Regions from separate parts of the Mus musculus genome. Here regions 1 and 2 are each linked to region 3. A link is a loop called in an ENCODE intact Hi-C map of the cell type or tissue named here. Cell type or tissue: heart. All regions are shown on one strand.

Region 1 (8,000 bases), 650 kb before region 3:
TGGGCATCTCCCACATCCCCATCAGCAAAGAAGTAGCCATTCCTGGCCAGGGGCGAGTCTCACTCTTGGCCAAGGGTGAGTCTCTACGTGGCCAGCATCAGCTATCTTGAATATAGGTTTTGTTTGGTTTTTAAATGTCCAAATGGTTTCTATAAATATATTTCACTCAGTGGAGTTGGAGCGAGAGCATGCAATGATGTAGGGGGGATTTGGAGAAAATTCTCCCTTAGAACCCAAGTCCGAAGGTAGGAGTCTGACCAAAGGGCATTTTCCTTGGAAACTCTGCTCTTGAAAGGAGCTTAAAGCAGCTCTGTCCTGTTAAGACCGAAGTACAAAGACTTTCAGTTTTCTCCATTTAACCGGCGATCTCCAAAAAGTTTTCCCGTAACTTCGGTAAACGAATGAAAAAACATTTCGGAAGAAAACGGAGGTATTTGAAAATAGGGCTGGGGGAGGGAAGAAGAGATGGGGGACTGGCACAGTGGATAACGAAGCTGCCTGGCTTACGCCTAGACCCAACCCCACCCAAGATCATCTCCTGTCCCTCTGCTGTTAGGTTTAGTTTCTGTTGAGATTTTCTTTAAGCTAACTGCCCAGGAATCTAGGATGGGGAGTGGGGATGAAGCAAAAGGAAGGGGAAGCAGCAGGCACCAGCTTTCTTGGGGGATGGAAAGCTCTACCTCTGGGATTTATAACCAAAGTCCTCGCTAATCTAGTGAACTAGCTTCCAACCTGCCCCATCTGCATCCCGGAATCCCGGGACTGATCACCCGCAGCCAGGCTACCTGGGAAGCCCTACAGCCCTTTTGCTTTTAAGTCAGAGTTCAGCTAAAAACCCACAGACTTGCACTGGCCATGTAGTCAAAGTTGGGTCTTTTCTTCTGAGTCCCAAGACATAAGAAATTAGCAAACTAGATACGATACCAGGAGGGGGATGGAAGTGTGTGCCTGCATATGTGGCTGTGTCTTCCTGTGTTGGATTTGGGAGGTGCTTATAATTCTTGGTTTTGCATAAAGCCATTCTCTTCCTTTTCTTACACGACTGTCGCCCACCCTTAGTCTCATTCTCCTTGCACCCTGATACAGCTCTCCAGAAGCTGGAGAGAAGTGGCATTAATCTACCTAATCCACCGCCCTGATTTTCAAAGGTTTATTTCAAGTTCAAACTGTAAACGTTCTTGGGGAGAATTTACAAACAAAACATCTGGTTTCTTAAAACAAAGCTACCAGGAAAAAGAGAAACAAACTTTCCCTGCTGTGAGAAAGTACCTTTAGCAAACAGGCTAAAGCCTGACTCAGGCCCTCCTAACCTCAGGCTCTGGCAGGGACTGAAGCCCAGTGCCAGGTTGAGGTAGTAATGTTAGGACTCATGGCATTTTTCCACCACTGCCTAACCCAGAAAAGTGAGGGGGAAAAAAGCAGGTCCATTAGGCTTCTGACCATTTCAGGCTGGAGATGAATTACTCCTGGGGCCTCTTGTCAGGGCGCAACCCTGGGTTGTTGCCAAAGGCCCATGCTATCACCAAAGTCTCCCAGAGTCCTTGTCCTTCAAGATGATCCTTCCACGGACTCAGCATGTACCCCCGTCTGAGGTCAGACTTTAGGCTGAGAGACACCAGCCAGCCCTAGCTCCAGGTCCTGGAATGATGGCATTCAGGATTTTTTTCTTCTAGGTGGGCACTCAACTAAGAGACACTCCAGCCTTCCTAGGACCAGAAGGGCTGTCATTTAGCGGCCATCTAGAATACAAACTTGTCTGCCTCCAGGCATAGCCAAGCCACTACATCCCATCATACAACTGTAAACAGTATACTGGGCAGTGGGGGCAGGGGGCTAGACTCCTTGCACCTCAGAACACTGTTTTGAGCCATGTCTCTAATTGGTATACCTCACCCTCAAGGGGCTCAGGCTAGCCAAGGTGGATGAAACTTATGATAAACGGTCCCAGGAATGGAAACCCAGGGCTCAAAATTGGAAAAGCTTGGTAGGGTGTTTCACCCCTGACCTAGACAACTCTCTCTGGGAGTCTTCTGGAGATTCAGCAGGAGGTAGAGGACCTCTGAGTCTTAGATGCAGTCTCAGGGGTGGTCAAGATTGCCTCTTTGGCTCTTGGGAACGTTGAAGGGGTCATAATCTGACCACCCAGTTTCAAGGTGAGTCTCCTGACCGAGATGCCAACTCTCAGTTTCCCCCATGGGCTGGCACTGAGTGTTTGGATGTTTCTCTTTATTCATCTCCTTCCTTCCTCTGTCTATTTTTAGGGGTTTAAGAAATTATTCTCAGAAACGCGGCACCTCCCAAAGGTAGACGTATTTAACTTAAGACATTTACTACCCAGCATAATTCAAAGTGGACCAGAAGTTCCTAGGTACTTGCACAGACACTGAAAACCCATTGTTGCTTTTTAAAAAGATAACCGCGTCTCTGTGAAGAGTAGAGGGAACGATTTCTACATAGTAGATCTTTCACAGAATTCTATATCCTCTACCATGCTCAGGCTTTTCCGCCCTCTAGTAGAGTGAGAAAACAGCTGGACCGCTGGATGAGGCGGTGCAAGGAGCCGCGACGTCTTACAGCACAGGTTACTGTCCTGAGCGTGCCTATGCAACACTTCTCTGGCCTTTCCCAGAACCTAGCAACCCTTAGCGCTTGCCTGAACGCGGCTCTTTTCCCATCGGGATCCCCTAACAGCGATATGAACTGCAGAAAGGGTTGCTTGCCGTCGGGATAGTCGACAGAAAATATTTACAATAATAAAGTCAGGTCAAATGCCAGGCAGACTTCATTCAGATGTCAGAGAAGTAGGACCCCACACACACCCTTCCCCTGAGGTTCTTAAAGAATCGAAAGGCCTCTGGGAGGGACAGACTCATGGGGACACCTGTGCTTGTGTGTTTACCATCTGAGTAGATCCAGAAGGAGCAGAAACCAAAGAAGTACAATAGGAAGAACTCGAAAATGCAGCCTCGGCAGCCAGGAATTATCTGCAAGCTCTGATTTCTCAAACATATGGCTCTGCCCTTTTTTTCCCCCCTGTAATGACATGTGAACTTCAGAGTTACTACTACCAGACGCCATTTCTTCCTATACAGAGCCCTTCATTTTCACGGAGAGTCCATCAGTTGGCATTTCTCCATGTCAGGCCCTGGAAACAGCGGTCAGCCCGGCTATACAAAGTTTTTATTGTTGAAATCTTGTTAGATGCAGAGGGGCAAACCCCACAACCTAGTACCTCGCCAGGTTAAGGAAGTTAAGGTCCTGCATTCAGGTAGCATTCAGGTAGCTTCAGGGTCTACTTTGAGTTGGGTGAGAATTTGGGGAACCCTTCTCTTTTAGTTACACCCAACCTTACAGCAGAAGGGAAGATAAATCCTAGGGAAATATAAGGAGTAGGCTGACCTTGCCTACTTTCGCTGTTTCAATGTTCCATCCGTAGAACGACCTGAAAAACTATGCACATGTTGGGATCCCCCAAAGGTGAATGGGTGCATGTAGCTAAAAGAACTCAGCAGAAATGGGAATCCAGGCGGTGCCAAGACGGCCGAGTCTGTTTGAGTGCCCCATCGGGCAAGGCAGTGTGGTCGCAGCGTGCACTCCGCACAGCCCGTGTTGTGCGTGACAGGCTGTCGCTGCAATGTGCAGTCCATTGACACTGATGGATGCGCCAATGGTTGGACGGACAGATGTTAGGGCGGATCACACAGTGCGCGGCGCCTGAGCAGGGAGGGCTAGGCACTGGCAAGCAGGGGTGAGGACGGGCGACAGGGGAGCCGCTTGGGTCACGGCACGAGGGTATGAGGGGTGGGGGTGGGCAGCGAGAGAACGAAGGTTGAGAGAGCACCAAAAGAAAGCAAAGGGAGAGGGAAGCATCCTTTGGGCGAACTCCCGGTGCGTGGTACCCAGCGCTATGAACACGTCGCCGCCGCCGGCGTGCCTAGATGGGCTCTCCCCGCTTTGAATGTAAGCCAGACCTTCTGGGTCTGACCTCCAGGGACAACGACCCTCCTTCAGGTCAGAGGGGCGCCGCGGCCACCTGAACCGTAAGGCCAACGGCGGGGCCAGACGACTCACCGATCCCTCGCTCGCAAGAAGCTTTACGCGCCGAGGCCCGCGTCTCCACGGCCTGGAGGAGACGCTGCTTCGGCCTCTGAGGCCGCAGGCATCAGACACCCCAGGCGCACCCACCCACGGGTACGCGACACACACACAGGCAGCTCGGGAGCTCAGCCGCAGCCGGCTTCTGGCTCTCGACTCCGCCCGGGATCCACACCGGGTTAACTCAACTCTCGAGCGCCTAGGCGCTGGAGCCGGCTTTATAGCCCCGGAGGACAGCAGCCACACATCTGCATTCAGGGAGGCGTCTGGACCCAGCCCAAGCCGGCCGGCCGGGGGCGAGCGGAGACTTTTGATCTTACCGGTAGGGTGAGATCTTGGTCTCCTGGTCTATAAGAAAAAGAAAGCACGCTGTGAACTTTTAAAACAAACTTGAAAAACCAACCACAAAGAAAGCATGAAAAAGAGACAGGGCTGAATAAGAGGGAAGAGAAGAATAAGTTTAAAATAAGAGGAAGAAGAAGAAAAAAAGAAGCAAGAAAGGAAGGCCAGGGTTTGCAGCTCCCAGTGCGCTCAGGCAGCTAGTCCTGGGGCGCAGGGTGCCGGCCCTCGGGTAGACTGTGGGCCTCGGGGCTCACGTGGGTTTCAGGGTCCCAGCCGGAGCACCCAGATATAGTGCTGCTCCCGGGAGCTGGGGGCCCAGAGGCCACCCCAGCCACCGCCGCCCAGAGCCCGCTGCGCCGCGGCCGCCCCATTCCCGGCCTAAGAGCTGGCCCAGGGAGACGCAATCGAGCCCGCAGCGCATCGATGCGCCGCCGCCCGCGCCTCTCAAGCTCTGGCTGGCGCTCAGCCGCCACCGCTCGAGGGTCGCCCGCGTGAATTCCAGCCCACCCGCGCCCTCACCACCAGAGTAAGTGAGCCCACGTCGCCCTGTCGCCACCGCAGCCTTCCAGCCGCCTCCTTCCCGGGGCACATCGGCCGAGTCTGCCCGGAGCCTCTGCGACCCCAATCACTCAATCAATAATCAATCCCCTTCGTCCAGAACTGCCCCTAAGCTGGGAGCGGCTGGGGCAGTACCCTGTCCAGGGCGCACCCCGGCGGGGGATGGGCAGGGGAACCCGAGTTTCTTCTCCCTCCCCCGTTCCCGCCTTGGCAACCTCCGACGCAGTGGGTGGGGGGCGCGGCCAGTAGCCCAAGGGGGCGAGACGCGGGGTGCTGAGACGGTGATCGTCCCAAAGTCAGTAAAGGAAACTTGGAGGTGCCCCCTCCCATGCTTACCCCCGAAACAAGCCTGGGAAAGTTTGTGGCGGGGGTGGGGTGGGGGAACGGAAGGAGGTAGCCACTGTAGGTCCCAGGAGGGAAGACCCAGAGCCCACACCCATGTCAGCCCGCACATCTTCTCTCCAGGGCACCCCCGGGGCCCTGGCATCTTTGATAGGGGTACCATCCCAACTAGGGGAGCGCTCTGGGGCTGCACGCGGCGGGTGGAGAGGAGTGTGGGCCGGGAGGGGCAGCCGGGAGCAGCCCGGGGTTGAGACCGGGTGGGGAAGAGGGATGGGCGGGGGCTGTGGGCGCCCCGGGACGCGCTCCGCAGGGCGGACCCCGCGCCTTTGCGAGAGCGCTCGGGGCGGAGACGGAGGGCCAGCTCCGGGTGTCTGGACTTGGGCGGGGGGCCCTGGGCAGGCGTCCGGGCCAGGACCCAGGCTGGGGGCGCCTCCGCGGGCAGGCGAGTGACACGATCATCTCCTTTTCCTTTAAGCTTGCCTGTTGCCGACGCCGCCGCTCCAGCCGCGCCGTGGGCAGAAGACTGGACCGCTGAGCCCCGGGCCGCGGCGGCGGCGGCTGCGCCCCCCCTCCACCCCCCCCCCCCCCATGCCTTGACCTCCCTGCCTGGGGGCGGGAAGCGGGGCAGGACCGACCGGGGTCGCTCCTGGGCTCCTCCTCTCATCTCTCTGCCCGCCTTCTCCTCCTTCACTCCCCGCCCCCCAGCCCCGAACCCCGCGCACCTCGTCTGGGGACGGGGCGGGGGGGGGGCAGGGCGACCGCTCCTCCCCGCCCCCTCCTCCTCGGGCCTCTGGAGCGATTTGTCAAACTTCCCATTCCGCCGGCAGCGCGGTCCTCCTCCTCCTCCTCCTCCTCCTCTGCCTCCTCCTCCCCCTCGCGCTCCTCCTTCCCCGCGCCTCCCTTGCCCGCCCTCCTTCCCTCCGCACGTTCGGGGATCGCGGCGGAGCGCAGCGAGGGGGGGACGCGGAGAGCCGGGGCGCAGCAGCATCCTGCGGGCGGCCGCTCTCCGGGGGGGAGGCTGCGAGCAGGCCCGCCTCGCCCCCCCCCCGCCGCCCCTCCCTCCCTCGGCTCAGCCCGGCAGCGGCGGCGGCGGCGGCGGCGGCGGTGGCAGTCGCGGGAGAAGCATCATGCCGAGGAGGAAGCAGCAGGCGCCCCGGCGCGCAGCAGGTACGAGCGGCTTCCCCTTCCTCCTCCGGTCCTCCTCCTCTTCCTCTGCTCGCGCCGCGCCTCTGGGCCGCCGGCCCCCGCGTTGCTCGCCGCACTCCTCGCCTCTCTCTCATTTTCTGTCTGTCTCTGCGGGCGCTGAGTAACTCCGGGAGCCCGGCTGGCTCGGGGCTCTCCTGCCCGGGTGCGCGCGCCCCCCAGTTGCCCCGCTATGTTCTTCGCTCGACCGGCTCGCACACCCTCCTGGGGACCACCGAGCCGGCTTAGGTCCCCGCCTCTGCCGATCCGGCTGCAGCGGGGAAGGCGCTCTCCAACCCGTGCCTTTTGGTGGGGGGCGGGCGGGGTCACCTGAGTTCTCTGGGACATCTTCCGCGTTGTCCCGGGCAGTACCCGGTGACTACCGGGACCAGAGCGAGCAAGAGTGAGCTAGCGGATCCCTCTGGCCACCTTACTGCTAATTCGATTGATTCTTCATTTATTGGGCCCAAACCCGGTACAGCGGTGGAAACCAGAGCGCACTGGGTCTGGGTATTGTCAGATGACTGTCAGGTCAGTGTTGGATGCTGACATTTCCTCCATTCCTGAATGTCTTCTTACCCCCTCCCTCTCTTTCCGCTGCTGCTCCCTACCCTTTTCTAGCACTTAGTTCTGGGACATATCTGAGTACTCCCCCCTCCCTCTCTTTTTCTGCCAGGAACGTCAACTCCTGTTAGGACTGAGCTGATTTTTTTTTTTTTTTCCTTCTGGAAAAGAGATTCATTGAAAACAAAACAAAACCCACACACATAACATTATTTTGCAATAATGTCGGTTGGGGGCACGTTGGCTGGAAGAAGGGTTTCTGGCCGGTTGCCACCCTTGATTTGATGACTGATTGATCGCCCGTCATGCCTGTGCCTTTGATCTATTCATTCCCAATAAACATCAATAAATCACTTGCAATAGTGAGGCCAAGCTCCGTGACGTCAGGAGGGCCCTGTCAGTGCAACTTCAGGGATTTGGGGCGGCTTGCCGAGAGAGGACCACATATGGACGTGATGTATTTTGATATGAATAACACTCAGACGTGCAGAGGCTCAGACGCTGCCTGAAGGGGAAGGTTGCTTAGGAGTCCTTTTCTTTAATCTTCTTTCTTCTCACTTCTCTTTTGATAAAAGAGGGGAGGGCTGAGCGAAGAAGGGTCACCGAGGTAATGTTCCACGTGCTGGTGGGATACAGGCTAGTGATGGTGCTATGCAGGCTGCTGCTGCTGGTGATTGCCATCAGACCAGCGGGGCTCCCACCTCAGCTGCACTCTGGCCTTCAGTCTCTTTACCAGGGTCACAGGGAAGCAACCATAAGGTACTTCTCCCAGAAGTGTATTGGTCTGACAGTGTTGTGAAGAAACCTTAGGGGGGAGGGGGATTCAACTTGGTTTGGTGCATAGAATGAAGGCATGTTTTCCCTCTGTACTCTCAGTGTTACCCAAATTTAGAAAGTTTGAAGATCCCAACAGAGAG
Region 2 (8,000 bases), 640 kb before region 3:
TTCCTTAAAGATTTGGCCAATTAAGAGAAGGTTTTTGTCTGCTGTAGAGGACAGAGGTAAAGGCTTCAGAGGTGGCCATGACACCAGAGGGTGGTATAAGAGGGACTGAGAGCTGGGATATCTCTGCTCCTTGGGATTTCTCATGATGGAGGATTATGGGAAATGGGGGTGGGATGGAGAGAATGCATATGCTCACTGGGTAAGTGGGAAAGATTAGTTTTCTATAATAATGTAAGGGAAATACAATGCAGCGTATTTACTTCAGTATCCACATTCTGTATGTTTCCTGGACTCATTGTGTGTTTATGTTTGCGTGTGTGTGCATGCATGTGTGAGTGTGTATATGTGTGTGTATGAGTACACGCGTGCGCGCATGTGCGTGTGCGTGCGTGTGTGTGTGTGTGTGTGTGACTGTTCATGATATCCCAAGGCCCATGTTGCCTGTTTTTCTGGAGCCACCTCATCACCCCCACTTCCAGCTCCACTGTGCCCAGAATGAATCCATCTCTTCCACAGGGCATAGAAGTTGGCCTGAGATGCTGGAGGCAAAAGGCTCATGGGGAATCCCTAACACGTGTAAATTATTCTCTCCCAATGCAGCTCGAGAGTGTGGGTAGTGTGGCGGGCCGAGGCAACATACCGTTTAACTGTTTTCCCTCTTGGGTACCCTGGATTAAGGCAGCTTGTTGATCTTGTGGACGCCCAACTGCAGCCACCGCCTGTCCAGACATTGTTACAGAGAACCTTTTAAAGCCTTATAACCCAGGGTGAACTTGACAAGAGTTTCCGTGAGATTTCCACTATCTATCTATCTGTGAGTTTTTGAGACAGCATCTTGCTATGTAGCCCAGGCTGGCCTAGAATTTACAGTCCCCCCCCCGCCAACCCCCTGCTTCCTGAAGCTCCTTGCATGCTAGGATGACAGGCCTGTGTCCCCATGGCTGTCCTTCGTGTGTCTTGAGTGGTCACACACAAAAACAAGCAAAGGTGCATGCGTGAGAAGGGATTTCAGTGTCGCCTAGGAAGGCCAAGAGCTGTGTAAAGGGAGCAGAGATGCCCCACCTTGTGTCCAGGGCTCCTTGTTGACTTTAGTGCCGGGCTGCAGACCTAAACCCAGGGAGAGCAGGTCTTGCACAGGTGGTCAGCATAGGCCTGGGTCTGGGCCTAGCCTGGGCTGCAGACCTGTAGCCTCCGTCCTCAGACTCCGACTCTCAGGCTGGTTTTGATGTGTGGAATGATAAAAGGTCTGTGAACTGCATAGGCCCCTGTAATCAGGGCGGGCGCTGACATCCTCCTCAAGTTTGACAGCTCCTTCCTTTTCTGTCCTCACCGCCAGCCAGGCCTTTCTCAACCAGTCGCGCCAGCCACTGCCTCCCCCTCTTCTCTCTTGCTGCCCGCCCGCCCACCACCCACCCACCCTTCCTCTCCCTGTCCCCCTTTCTCTCTCTCTCTCTCTCTCTCTCTCTCTCTCTCTCTCTCTCTCTCTGTGTGTGTGTGTGTGTGTGTGTGTGTGTGTGTTTCATGTTCTTGATCAGTCTCAGATGCCAGGAATTATTTTTTGTCGCCCGGGAGGGGGAGCGTTGGTTTAGGTTTGTGGGTTTGGGCAGGTGTGAGAGGAAGTCTCCCCCCTCTCCTTCTCTCTCTCTCTCTCTCTCTCTCTCTCTCTCTCTCTCTCTCTCTTTTTGTACTGTAGGCCTGTTGCTAATTAATGTTCCCCCATAAGATTCTGTCGGAGTTGAGTAATGTTTTTGATCTTTATGCCTGATAACTGCATACTTAATGAGATTTCAAAGCTGTGAGTGCAGCTTCCTACAATTATTGACAGATGCCTTTTCTTTGCCATTGGGTTCAGCTCCATAAATCCTCCCGCCGTAATGAGGTTGAGCGGTACCACCCTGGCAGTGAGCTAATGAAAGGGGGGAGGGCGCATCGGCGCACGGCTGTCTGACACATTTTTTTCCTTTAAAATTTACTATGCAGATGTCAAGCTGCGGGCCGATTACTTCAAACATGCTAATTTTTATCTTGCTTTTGTGTCAGCCCTTTGCCATTAAAAAAATAAATAAATAAAAGGACTAACCTTCCTGCCCTCCAGTTCAATTCTTTTATTATTTTTAAAAATTTTTTTTTCTAATTGTATTTTTTAATAACCCCCAGCGTGTGCCTGCTGGGGGCACTGACATGCACACAGGCTTTCCCAGGTATCTGGTGGTGGGATTGGTTTAGGGTGTGCATAAGTGTGTGTGTGTGTGTGTGTGTGTGTGTGTGTGTGTGTATGCGTGTGCGAGCTTCCACCATCAGAAGGACAGGGGGAGGATAAAGTGCGATTTCCCCAGGCCTCCCGGCAGCCTGCCCTAAGTATGCACTTGAAACGTCGGAGAATTCATTTCAGAGTTCTGAAACTAAATCCTGGTGGAGAAGAGCCTCGCCATGCCAAACAGTCGATTTCCTTTTCAGCGGACTCATACATCACTGACCCACCCTTTCCCCCTGACAGAATGACATATGTCATTTATCATATGGGCCCTGGCCAGACAACAGCGAGGGGAGGGAAGCCCGGTTGTCCCCTCCTCCTCCAGTACAGTGTGGCTTGCTCACGAAGCTCTGCTGATTTGGTGAGAGAGGCAGAGGGAGGAGAGAGGAGAGGCAGGGAGATGGGAGGCTGCAGCTTGCCCTGTAGATGGCTGTCTTCTTTGGGGTGTGTGGCGTGGCACGGGGGTACGAGATTGGCTGCGGCACCAAAGATGCTGTATCCCTTTCTATGATCTGCCGAGCCACACTGCTTCTCTTCTGATGCATGACGTCCGTCCCTGTCCTTCCTGTGTCCCCTTCTCTCTCCTCTCCCTACTTCTTTTTCTTCCCTTTAGTCCAGAGTAAGGAAGGCAGTTGACAGGTATCATTCAAGCAAGGCCCCGCGTGTGAGGGGTGGGATAAATGAGTCTCGGGGCTCCTGGCTTCACATGATTCAAACGTACGTTATTGAAGATGGATGTTCCTTAAAAAAAGATTGATGGTAGATGCTGGGCTAGGGGTGCCATTTATCATTTTGAATATTATTTAGACTTGCCGAGTAAACCTGTAACTTGAGAGTTGGACCAGCCGGGGCTGGCTGTGGGCGTGTGTGTGTGTGTGTGTGTGTGTGTGTGTGTGTGTGGTGTGTTTCATCGATTGGCCTTGGGCTCTCATTGCTGCTGAATAGATAGGAATCCCCCCCCCCACCTTGTACTTATAATAGAGGACCTCCCAAAACATGAAGGCCGGGAGGGGTGAAGTTTTCATTTTGAAAAAATTTCAAGGACATGGGGGAAAAAGAAGTGTCTGTGATTGGCACTAAAGCTAACAAGCAAGGAACTAACTAACTGCCTCTCTCTCCTTCTCCCTCTCTCCCCTCTCTCTGCCTTTCTTCCCTCATAGAGGCAGTCACGTACCAAACATTAAAATATAAACAGAGCCGTAGTTGCTGAAGCCAGAACCCTTGTTTGATTTAAAAAAAAAAAATAACAAACTCTGTCATGCTTCTTTTTTTTTAAAATCTGTATTGAAAAAGCTTTAGCACAATATAACTTAAAAAATAGCATAATATAACTTAAAAAAAATACTGGTTGGCTTGGTTAGCAGTGTGAGAGTGAAGTAGAAAAACACTTGTATGTCTCAAGAATATTTTAGATAAAAAATGATGCTTTGTGGCTCCCTGCCTCTGCTCCCAGCAGCCTCTTTTTCTTTGTGTCTGCACTCTGTTCTCTGCAGCTGGGCCCCCACAGACCCCCACCAGGACTGATGTGGACAGCTGTTTGCAGGCCCTGCCAGTTAATCATTTCTGCTGCTTTTGCACCCTCAAGCTCTGTGCACTGGGACACCCCCACCTACTGGAAGTACTTAGGGACGCAGGCTGGCTTGCCACCAGAGCCCCCAGCTGTCTGGAGGGAGGCTGTGGCAACCTGATGGCCTGTATACATACTATTCTGCGTTGGAGCCCTTGGTGCCTGGCTCCCTGATGGAAAAAGGAAAAGAGAAGCTGTGGGCCTCCCTGCTCCAGCCTCCTAAACTGCAAAATATAGTGCAGACTTCATTGTCAGGAGCAGTGTTCATATTCAGTATGCAACTTTATTTGGGTTGCTGATGAGATAGAAGGTTTCTTGTGTGACTTACAGTGTGGCCATTCATTTTTAAGAATGATGGGACAGAAAGTTAGATGGAGATTTTCTTTTTTCAACTATAAAATTAAGAATCTAGAACTTGTGGAAGGGTAGAATGTATGTGCCTAGAGAATGCTGGGAAGAAACTCCCTGCACACGTGAAAAGTATTGGAAGCTGAAAGAATTGGGACTCTGGCTGTGTGCTAGGTAACAGGCATTTGTGTGTGTGTGTGTGTGTGTGTGTGTGTGTGTGTGTGTGTGTGTGTGTGTGTGTTTGTACACGTGTATGTGTGCTCGTGTGTGCCTGTGTACGTGCCTGTGTGTGTGATTTGAAATAACTTTATTAGCACTCAGACACTTTGCTCTGCCCACGGCCATGGCTTAGGGTCCACTCCGGGGCTTGCCCAGCGGTTGCCTCAAACCGGGTAGAATCAGATCCATCTTTTGTTGGTGCCTGGTACCACATCAGGCTAGTCCAGCTGCTGCTGTCGCTGCTTGCTGAGACTTCCCGGAAGAAGGCAAAACTTTGATCGCCTGCCCTTGCACCGGGCAGTGTCGGAGGTAATTAAGAGTACAAGTACTGATTTGCAGAAAGAATTGTAAACACCTTTGATACAAAATGCTGCCTTCCCATTTTTTTTTTTTCTGATTAGGAAAACTTTGCTGCTGATAGGTATAAAGTCCGGTTCAGGTATAATTGGTAAGGAACGGAGTGCACTCATGGGAAGAAATCTTGTTTTGTTTTTTGTTCGCTTTTCTTCTTATCCCCTTTTCTCAGTTTTATGGCTGGAGACATGATTTATTGCAACCATCCATCTTGGGGGCTCATCCATCACACCCGGGTTGCTAGGAGATTGTGGCAGCAGCTGTTTGCTCTGAATCAGACAGAAAAGTTGTCAATCATCAAAGGCAGGTGAATAGCATTAGAAACACGCTATTGTCAGACGGAATAATTAATCAAAGAGAGAAAAGATAATTAAAAAGATATGACCCTTGCAAGTACTTGCTCTGGTTTGCCTGGAAAAAAAAAAGAGAAAGAAAGAAAGAAAGAAAAACGGCCTGGTCTTTTCTAGACACTTAAGCAGCTGAGGGCTGATAAAATATGCACTCTGCAGTGCATGGCTTTTAATTAATTGAAAAAGGTTCAACATTCAAAGACGATGCTGGAGAAAAGTCCAGTTATGAGCAGAAGTAATATTTATTGTTTGCATGAAGGGCTTGACACAGAGTCTAACTTTCTGTTACAAATCTCTGGTGTCCCCGCTTGGTAAGGAGGTGTGGGCTGGAGTCTGCAGGTAGCCTGTGTGCTTATGTTTCCTGTGCTGCCGGCCCACCACGTGACCACAGTGGGACCCAGCCAGCTGGGGCATAGTTAGTTGCCTTTCTGTCTTTCTGGTAACTCTGAGAGAACCCAATTCTTTAAAGTAGGGTTGATTTTATAAAAGTCAAAGTGGGAAGATTGAAGGGCACACTACAAACTGTCCCCAGTGCAAGGTTCCCGTCCCTTCACTTGTGTGCCCAGAACATGCCATAACATTTTCAAAGGAACACTTTGGAGGCTCCCATTCGGCAGGGGGCCTGCAGCATCCTGTTTAAAAAGGAAGAAGAAAGAGAAGGAGGAGGGGGAGGAGGAGGAGGAAGAGGAGGAGGAGAAGATGAAGAAGAAGAAGAAGAAGAAGAAGTAGAAGAAGAAGAAGAAGAAGAAGAAGAAGAAGAAGAAGAAGAAGAAGAAGAAGAAGAACAACAACAACAACAACAACAACAACAACAACAACAACAACTACTACTACTACTACTACTCCAGACAGGGTCTAGAGATCATTTTGAGTGTCCGTGTTTCCTCAAAGATATATTCATAGACTAGGAAGTTAATTCCTGTTCTCTCTGAGGCTAAAATATTCCAGAGGAATTGGGAAAATGTATTAAAGACAAGATAGAAAGTGGCAGATCCCGAGCTGCCTTCCAGTTAAGCATGCTGCAATCCCCGAAACAGATCTACTCTTTTATTTTTGGGTACTCTGCTTGATTTTCACACCACTCTCCTCCCAAAGAATAGCAGGACTTCTAAAATTAGCAGAACACAGAAAGGCTTGACTATTAGGATTCATGAGAAAAAAAAAAGAAAGCAACTTCTTTTTTTTTTTTTTTTTTCTTTTTTAATACACTGAAACAGTTGTGTTCAGGACACACCAGATCAGAGCAGTAGCGCCCCCATCTGGAGCACCATGCTTGGACAAGCACTGGGAATCTGTGGATGTGAGTCCCAAGGACAGGACAGTACACCCTCTCCTATGATGCACTTGGAAGCCCAACTTTGGAAGATACAGACCTGGCCTTTTGGTGAAAGAGAAAGACTCAGATAAGCCTCAGCCGCTGGGGGCCCCAGAGGGGACTCACTTGTTCAGGTGGCTGGAGGGTGTTCCTAGTCAGAGCTTGACCTCAAGATTTTGACTACAAGGGACTCTAATGCTTTTGAGTCAGCATCTCCTTGGTGGGTTCCTGGGCTCTCAGGTGATTCTGGGAAACTGCCAAAGACCTATAGTTTTCTGACCACATACCAGTTGTCTTTCACCTTCAGGGTCTTCTGGAGCAGTCCTCGCTCATGACACACTAGCACAGACTTGGCTGTGCTGGAAAGTCCGCGGGTGCCTTGCTGGGGTATGAGCAGTTTCTTTGGTGGCCATAGCAGGTGAGAGGTGCTTCTTTTCCCAGGATATACAGCTGTTTGGAGGTAGTCCAGAGGTGTGTGTGTGTGGGGGGAGGGGGAGTTCATTTAGTTTTAGGCTTGTGTGTCTCGGGTGGGCATGTGTGTGTGAGTACAGGTGACTGTAGAGGTCAGAAGAGGGTGTCTGATTCCTTGGAACTGGGGTTACAGTTGGGCACGAATCTCTTAGATGCAAGTGCTTGCTGGGAACCACAGTCAGGTCTTCTGCAGTATACACCGTCTTCGCTCAGGGATTTTTTTTCCCCCTTGCTGTAGCAGTGGCTGTTCTAGAATTCTCTTTGTAGACCAGGCTGGACTCGAACTCAGAACTCAGAGATTCACCTGCCTCTGCCTCCCGAGTGCTGGGATTAAAGGTGTGCACCATCATTGCCTGCTTGGCTGAGGGATTCTTAAGATTTGTCATTTTGTCGTTTCCCCTTGTCTAATAAATGCTGATAAGACACTTCGCCTAATGTCAAGCAAAGTCATTCCAAAACCTGGAGTTTCATGGGGAAGGCCTAGCATTGAAAGTTCCCCTTGCTATATAGATGGGGCATTTAGGAATTGACATACAAAGATCCTCAACCTTTAATGCTAGTGAAATTAGAGAGAGATCTGCTTTATTTTAAAGAAGGAAGTAAAACCGGGGGTGTGAGGGGTAAAGTCCAGGTTCTGAGAAATTTAGGCTTTTTTTTTTTTTTGTCTCTTCTTTGGGTTTCTTGCCCCTGCTCCCCCTGGTGACCCCTGGTGGCAGTTGAAGTGACTCACTAAAGGAGAGAAGGGCGCAGGGATGTGGAACACACAGTTGCTTCTTAGGAGAGGACCTGGTCCCATGTGAAGTTTGGTAGGGATTTCCCAGTCCCCCATCCTGGCTTATGATACAAGGATTCCTGTATCTCCAAGAGACTTGGCAGGACAGAGCCACCGCTATGATTTGGTTATTGTTATTGGATCCTGTTCCTATCCTGTTGTCCATGAAATTAGAATTAGCCTAGGCTGGTCTTTCTTTCACCATATAGCTTGGGTTGGCCTTTGAAACTCCAAATCCTCCTGTCTCAGCCTCTGGAGGAGCACTTAGTATTATAGGCTACGCATACACCAGCTACCAAGTCAGAATGTATGGCTGAAAAACCCCGGACTCGCTGACTCCCCACTCCCCA
Region 3 (8,000 bases):
TGGTAGATAGAACAGCCCAAAATCAGCTGACATTTTCAAAAGTCCCTTGACACTCGGAACAAAGAGTCTTCCAGAATACACTTTCCTCAGAGCAAGGAGTCAAAACTACACACAAAAGCCAAATGTCTAAATCCCCCGAATCTAAGCATGGATGGGGAGCGGGAGACGAGGGGGCACTGGGGTTGGTACCCCAGAGCCGCTGTGGGTGCCGATTCTGCAGACACTGTGGGGCCCACTGTGCAGCCTGTAACACAGGGTGCTGCTGGTGGGGCTGCGCTGATGCAGAAGGCCAATCTGCAAGCACCTTGTTCCTCAAATGAGTTTTATAGTCAGTCCTCTTATTCTGTTGCTTCCAGTCTTCCTGGCAGCCTTAAGTGTATTGTTACTCTCTTCAAAAAAAAGAAAAATACCATGTAAAATGTTACCAGCTTTCTATACACATAATAAAATCAATCTTTTGCTACAAGTCTGTTAAATGAAATAGCATGTCCCCAGGAAACACAAGAAGTGTCAGTGTCTGAAAAAAAATATATATATGTATATATATGAATAAAAGTAAAAAAAAGAAAAACCCAAAGGTCAGAATAAAATACAAAGCAGCTCCTGTAAAACTAAGAATAGATATGAATACTTGCATGCATTCTATATAGCATGTGTCCTCAAAATGCCCCACCAGAATGCATGCTGGAGTTCCGATCTGTGGCGTCTTTTAGGCGTTTGCGAAGCCTTCCTGATTCCCAAGATATAGACATTGCACCCATTGACAAGAAATAGACCTTTTGAATTGAGCTGATAAGTTGAAGTGAATATGGCCTTGGATTTCTACTAAAGAATAGGTTATTTATGAGGGATCTATCACCCCAAAGCCTGGTGGCTAAGAGCAAGCAACTAATAAACAGATATAGCCACTATTTTCCCTTTTATGTGGCAAAGGCTTTATCAACAGATCATATTTAAATAAATTGTGCAAACTAAATTCCCAGTTAAAGAACAAACATCTTCCCATGTCTAATGTGATGGACACGAGGCTGATTTGAAGCCACATGCCATCCAGGAAGAAGGGAGCCCCCTGGCATAGCCAGGACTGAAATCCATCAAAGTTCAGATTTGACTGTCTCCTTGAAAGCTGGACGTGGCGATTCGGCAATCTGCGATTTATTTAATTTTAATTAAATTTTGTTTCACATCCTGTTTTGCAAGTCAGCAAGATGGGTTTTGTTTGCCAAGAGGGGGAAATGACACAGAAGGAGAAACTCGCTGTCCAGGGCGGATCAGAGGTGTGAGGCTGGCGTTAGCGAGGCTGAAGCCTTTCTCGGGAACACAGGACTTTGTCTGCAGAGCCTGTCTGGCCCTCAGTATCGCAGCGCCGCTGTCTCCTCACTGAAGGGCCTATTTGTCTGCTTTAAGTGAGATCACTCAATTCTCAAAAGTCAGTGGAGGGCTGTGGAAGGGGGAGGGTTCGGATAGGCTACTCCAAATAAGTTCCATTAATCAAAAGACACAGTGTAATGTAACTAATATTTTACAATTAGGGAAGCCAAGATGCGACTAAAAGCCATCTATCTCTCTTATACCACATGATCATCGATTCATAATCGGAGACTGAGAGTTGCACAAAGATGCATTTACCCGGTGGGGGGAGCCGGGGGGAGGGCCGGCCTGAGCCGAGATAATGAACGTGGTGAGGGCTCACGGCGCTGAAGGCTGAGAAGAGATGACAGAGAGGCTCAATGCTGACGGATGACATGAAGACACTAGCAGATACCTGACAGCCCGCGGGAGCCTCTGCGCTCTTCCCCCCGCATTATGGTCCTCAATTATCCTGGTAAGGGACTAAGGGGGGCACGAGGAGGCCGGCTGAGCCCGTGGTCATCAGCTCTGGGCTGACTTACCACGCTGCCACTATGCGAGGGGAGCAATCCTGCGAACACCACTCTGAGGGGCTATAGCTTCCTTTACCAAGGCTTTCGGGCACATGGGGGGGGGGGACAACGGGGATGCCCAGTTCGCCATCTGTTTTGTAATAAAATTCCCAACTCTTCAAAGAGGCTCATTTTTTTCCTTTACTGCCACCTTCAGGGAAAAGGAAGAGTTGGTCCCCCCCCCAAAAAAAGAAAAGAAAAGAAAAAAGAAAGAAAGAAAGAAAAAGAAAAAGTGAAGAGTGGATTCCTGGGCATTGGGGGGTGGGGGGAGGCTGGTCTCTGTGAAATGAGTCCCTTAGGGACAGCTCAGACTCCTGAAGTGATCTTCTCAGAGCTCCCCCAGTGAATAACGTGGGGTGTGCCTGCCTTAGTCGGGATCTAATTGCAGGAGCTAAGAAACCGGAGTGTGCCGGGGAAGCAGGGGGGGGTGTGTGAGCTCAGAACCCCTCAGTGAGCAGAGGCTTGGGGGACAGTAATCACAGCAAAAAGCACAAACTTTCCCTGGCTTCTGCCTCAGCGCATGCGCGGCCACCTGCTGGGGGGGCCCCTGCGTTCCCACATAGGTTCAGATCCTGCCCCTTAGTTTCTTTGTAAAGACGCAGTTGGCCTCCTCGTGGAGAGAGTCCTCAGAACAAAGGAGAGTGGTGCTCCAGGAGCCGCAGAAACTTGGCATCTTAGAAAGAATGTTGAGGTGGCAGGGCAGGTGGCACGGTAGACGGGGATCCAGGCCTCAGGGAAGGCCAAGAGCCACAGTGGCGGCCCCACCGGGCACAGCGTCCAGCAACTTTTGCTGCCCTGGCGCAGGGCGCTATTTCTTTAAAATACAATACCACAGTGATGTATTTATGTAATAAAAATAAATCCATATTGAAGCTGGAGATCTGAGGAGCCATTTCTACAGCGTTTGTGGGACCGGGGGGCGGGGTGGTTGGTTTGGTTTGGTTTGGTTTTCAATCATTACGTGGCTAACAAATGTATCACTTCCCTGCCTGTCTCTTCCCTCTTTCCTGTCTATTTCAGAGTGCTCCCCATGCCCAGTCTGAAAAGAGACAGGCTGCAGAAAATGCCAGAATTCTGTGTGTATGAGCCTATACAATCTCACTCGGGACATACACTAATGAGAGAGCTCCCTTTGAAAGAGTCCCAGGTGCCCCTGCCTCCTTGCTCTGCAGAAACACCCAGCAGCACAGAAGAGGCTAAGAGAGGGCGTGGGACGCCACTTCTTGTTCCTTCTGAATCACCTTGCTCTGTCACTCCATCCCTAGGGGACGGTGGCTGGCTCAGAGCAGAGGATCCAGGGACACACGGAGTGGTTTGCTCAATTCTTTGTAGCACCTTAATGAAGCTCCCCCACCCCAAATTTACCTAAAAGTGGGAAGGACAAGCCGACTCTGATACCCCAAGAGAGGTGCTGAGTCTGAGGTAAATCAATTCTTCTGGTTTCGGCATAGCTGTAATTGAGACACCCATTCAAAGACCATGTAACTCACTGAATCCTGCCAGAATCGCAGCCAGAATGGCTATAACAGGTTAGGTTTGACTGTCCCAGACACAAACAGGGCACCATTCCGTCTGCCCTTGGGGTGTGGTAAGGCCAGCTGTGCTAGTGAGCCCAAGGTCAGGCCCTAGCTGCTGCAGGTGCTTACCCACCATCACATCGCCGTGAGTGACATCACTGTAGGTAAAACAACAGGACCAAGTGGAAGGTGGCCGGCAAGGCCAGCCTTCCAACAGGAAACTCCAGGCCCAGAGTTGAGTGTGGGGCTGTCAGCACTCACCATCACCATGTTGCCTCTAGATGAAAAGGAAAGGAGAACCCGCAATGTTCAGAGAACTTGACTGTATTTGCCAGAACCTCTCAGTCAGGAAGCCACCGAAAACCCAGCCCATTGTCTCTGGAAGCAGTTTGTGCTTCGAGACGTTGGGGTCGGCATGGATCTGAGTGGCATTGCTTCCCACTCACAGTTCTCTCATTGTGACTTGACCAGACTGAAGACGGGGGGGGGGGGGGATTGGACAAGGGGACGGACACCCAGTGCTCCAAGGGGATGTGACAAGAGGGGTAGCCACAGGCTGAGGGACTTATGCAGTTGGCTTGCCTCGGCCACCTTGCTTGAGGAGAACTGTGGCTTCAGTGTGTCTTACAGGGCCTCCTCCTATTTAGGGTATAAAGGGATTGGGATGTGATTGGGTAGAAGACAGCTGAGAGAATCGTTTATTCTTCCTGATTCTGAGAAGCCAGCTCTGCAGTGATTTTTTTTTGGGGGGGGGGCTCCCAAGCCACAGGCTCCGTTAGTTGTTGCACCACAAACTCTTGTGACCGAATAGATTCGGTTCCATCCTTTCTAGAAGGGGGTGAGTTTTGAGAGATCCCTTGAGCTTGAAAATATGTACAGACAGGTAGGAACCATCAGGAGGGGACAGTAACAGATGACAGGCAGATGTCCCCCAACCTCAGACGACACAGCTGGTAAAGAATTAAACCAGAGAGATTTTGAGATGGCACACAAAACTTCCCCGCAGTAATTTTACTGGCTTTAATATGACAGCACCCTGCAAACTCCATACAAATCATCTGAGAGAATATTAAACCTGGGCAATGTTTTAAATCCCTCTTTAGAATGATGCTCATCTAGAGCTTGTATCCAAATTGCATACAATTTGACCCAGTAATTCGCCACATTTTCATATCACTTGATAATAGGTTGAAACTATTGTTCAAATGCAAAAATTTTGTTATCTACCTTGCCGGCCTAGGCCAGGCAGAAAATTCAGAGACCTAGGGAGCACGCGGTTATTTGTAGCCATAAAGGTGGTCTCTAGTGCCACCTAGAGGACAAGTGGCTGCATGGCATGTGAGTCACTCGGAGGAAAATTAAATACAGCTGAATAATTGAATGAGGGCAAGTTGAATCAGGGGTCACCATCTGTTTGACTAGAATTGTTGGCACATTTCAGCTAAGCCTCGCGCGCCTCGTAAACATGCTTACAGTTATCATAGCTCGCATTGCCCTAAAATAAAAGAGAATTGGTCCTAAAATAAGCTTGAACTAATTATACATATACCATCTTGTCGTCATGGAGACCAGAGTGAAGGTCACCATATTCTTACGGCTTTCGTGAGGGTGTTGGTGCCAAAAACAGACAGGTGATTCTTTCTATCCTGTGGGGAGATGGCGTCTCGGGGATGGATGGCAGAGGAATAGAGAACAAGCTATCACCCATTTCCCCCAACCCATTCTCTCTGATCCCAAAGGAAGGCAGGGTAGGGGTTCTCAGAACTGACACCATACCTGAAGCACATGGGAAGCCTCGGCAAGGGGGACATTGAAGTGCCCCTGCCAATGTTACTTAAACTTCTTCCAAGTTGGACCAGCGGCCCTTGGGGATAACAAGGGAGAAGACATCTTGTCAAAGAAATGGGTGTAGTGTCTGAGTTGGATGCCCCTGCCAGCTTTGTCCAGGAGCTGGTCACTTACCAAGAATCAACATGCTGTGCCCATGTAGGCCGTGTGTGCTGCTGTATTTTCCCAGCAGACATGAAAAACACAAATTCACATGTTGGGGGCGGGGCAGAGAACTCATGTCTTGCCTCATCAATTTTTCTGGTGGATTCCCTCCCCAAAGGGGAAACCTCTTGTTGACCTACATCTCTCTGCACACAGTGGCCTCATTGTCAACATATCTGGAGACAGGGTGTGGATAAATCCCAAACCTTAGTGTGTGTGATTGTGGCTTAAGACCTGTAGTTAGGATTTAGAGCTCCGGCTCGTGTTAGTAACAAGGGCAATGGGGTTTAGAGACGGGAAGATGGGACTCTTGAACATGGGTCCTCCAGCCTCTCCCTCCTTGTTCTCTTAGGATCCTATGAGAACCTCTTTCCCCTTCTCTTCCAGCCTGTGTGGCTAAGAGCATCCCTCTCCCTCTTGCACTGCCGTGTATGCACAACGCGCTTTTGGACGCCACAGTGGAGTGACCCCAACTTCAGTAAAGCCTCCTTCGGGATGCAATTAATGCCTGTTGTCATCCACATTGGCTGGGCTGACACCATCTCAGATTCCAGAGGTGCCATCAAGGTGTGGGGGGGCGCTACCCAGAGACCAGAGGCTGCAAATGGATGCAGAGCGACGACTCCCTTGCCTTGGTAATTAAAAACCATCAAATGAGCTTGCATCTCGACGATCTCCTGCCTCTAGATGCAGTTGAAGACCAGCTCCCCGGAAACCAAATTATGACAATGAGGAAGGAGGAAAGTCGAATAAGCAACCCAACACTATCTCTCTTGGGCAGAATGCCATGCTAAGGGCTGGGAGAAACTCCCTTTAGTCTCCACCGACCTTCTCCAGGCTGCCCTCCCAACAAAAGGGGAAAAGACACACCAAGGAAGGAATTTCCCATTGCTTGGGTGTGGAATACACTATCTGTACGTTGTTGTCCTACACATGGGCTCTACCCCTCCCAACAGAGCCCTCTCAGAGGCCTGACACAGAGACCTGGCAAATAAAGACAGTTTTGGAGCATGACATGGCGGTGATCCGCACCTATCACCTCATACTTGGGAGGCAGAGGCAGAGGCAGAGGCAGAGAGGCAGAGGCAGAGGCAGAGAGGCAGAGGCAGAGGCAGAGGCAGAGGCAGAGGCAGAGGCAGAGGCAGAGGCAGAGGCAGAGGCAGAGGCAGAGGCAGAGGCAGAGGCAGAGGCAGAGGCAGAGGCAGAGGCAGAGGCAGAGGCAGAGGCAGAGGCAGATGAGACCTTCCTTCTAGAGAGCCTGGGCTACTGAGTGAGACTGTGTCCATAAACAAACAGTCTTCCCCCAGGAAACTAGGTAGTGACTGCTTCATACATGCAGGCTATAAACCAGCTCATTCTGGGCTGAGTGAGGCTTCCCTGGTGACTTAGAACATTGGAGTGAAGGTGGTGAACGTGGGGTCCATGAGGGCACCCTGCCAACTGTTCTGAAGCGATTAGAGAAGGGTACGCTGAGGACCAGTGGACTGTGGACTGTACCGTCCCTCTCTGAGAGCATTATCTTCACTCAACCTGATGCTTCTCTCGGGCCACACCACCTGCTACAGCCCTGTCTTGCCTCTTGCATTCTTCCCTCAAGCCTAGGCCAGCAAAAGGTTATGGAGCGCATGCAGGGCTGACGTCCTGGCCCAGTGGTGAGATACACACGGGCCTAGTTCCTAACATGGGTCAGGTTGGGCACCCAGAGTCCTAAGCCTGCAAGGCCAGCGGCCGCCTGGCACCAGGCTATCGCCCTGCCTCACAAAGGAGCAGACCAAGGCTTGTGAGTTCTCTAAATTTCCCAGAGAAGCAGAAGCACAGATTTTGATGTGAACTCCCCCGAGTACTAAATGTTAAGTACCAATTCCAGGCTTTCAGAGGCCCCGTGGGGGCCAAGGCAGACAGGTCTGCAGACGGCTGGGAGCCAGCTGCACCTGCCTCTGACCTCCTTACCTGAATCCCGGCCCAGTCTGGTCCTTCCGCAATGCCTATACCCAGACCTCAGCCTCCAAGGAGGTCCTGAAGGGACAGCCTCCGAGCCCCAAACTGTCCCCAAGGTCACAAGTGACCTTGCCCACTGTGTTCTTCGCCTGCTGTTGAAGCCTCGTACTCCAGGCTCCCCTGAGTCTCCTCACTAGCATGCCTCACTTCTCTGACTATATCTCTATCCCCCTCCCTTCACTACCCAGGCCTGGCCTCAGTAATCCGGCTACATGCCCTGAAATTGCTCTCTGTTCAGAGATTACTATGAAGCGACAGTTAAAGGAGCAAGGTTACTGATAATCCCCACAAAGATGGATTAACTTTTGGGGGAAAAAATCATGCTGGCACCCAGCTAAAGGGACCTTTACTGAATGGGCCTGCATGCTGGTGACAATGGGATTTAAGGCTCTGGTGGCCTCACCACCCCTCTCTTGTACCCGGAAGCATATGGCTCTAAGAGGAAGATGTCTGTCGGGGAGGGTTGGAGGCAATCTGCATCTGTTTCCAGGGGTGGCTCACATCTCAAATGTGTGTCCTCTATGCTCCCAAATGAAGGCCCAATTCCCCAATTGCCAGGAAGCAGAGGGAC

Evidence for each region. A loop is a pair of places that touch in the nucleus more often than their neighbours do. Peaks named below come from ENCODE experiments on the same cell type or tissue, not always from the same donor. Only the 100,000 strongest peaks of a DNase experiment are listed, where the experiment ranks them.
Region 1: a loop joins it to region 3, with 4 times the contacts of the local background. A loop is called at or near these places in 16 of 42 quality-filtered maps.
Region 2: a loop joins it to region 3, with 3.0 times the contacts of the local background. A loop is called at or near these places in 17 of 42 quality-filtered maps.

What each region holds. Positions count from the first base shown.
Region 1 is chr7:36,691,786-36,699,785 of GRCm38, forward strand. It overlaps Gm36722, which reads right to left and starts at 6,437. Exons shown (of 3, transcript XM_030243157.1): 1 at 4,072-6,437. The coding sequence starts at 6,325. The coding sequence ends at 5,078. It overlaps Tshz3 (teashirt zinc finger family member 3), which reads left to right and starts at 6,333. Exons shown (of 2, transcript NM_172298.3): 1 at 6,333-6,504. The coding sequence starts at 6,465. In heart, a CTCF peak has its summit at 4,414; DNase peaks (open chromatin) are centred at 4,286, 4,836, 5,546, 6,066 and 2 weaker places; H3K4me3 peaks cover 4,575 bases; H3K27ac peaks cover 3,450 bases; H3K27me3 peaks cover 4,582 bases.
Region 2 is chr7:36,705,605-36,713,604 of GRCm38, forward strand. The region is part of intron 1 of Tshz3 (teashirt zinc finger family member 3); the gene reads left to right. Among named protein-coding and RNA genes, the nearest start is that of Gm36722, 11 kb to the left of the region's middle. In heart, CTCF peaks have their summits at 3,868 and 6,358 (motif pointing left); DNase peaks (open chromatin) are centred at 2,592 and 3,807; H3K4me3 peaks cover 867 bases; H3K27ac peaks cover 1,282 bases.
Region 3 is chr7:37,341,462-37,349,461 of GRCm38, forward strand. It overlaps a transcript of Zfp536 not described here. Among named protein-coding and RNA genes, the nearest start is that of Gm30483, 17 kb to the left of the region's middle. In heart, CTCF peaks have their summits at 2,070 (motif pointing left) and 4,762 (motif pointing left); no DNase peak of the experiment used is centred here; H3K4me3 peaks cover 1,304 bases; H3K27ac peaks cover 1,041 bases; H3K27me3 peaks cover 4,420 bases.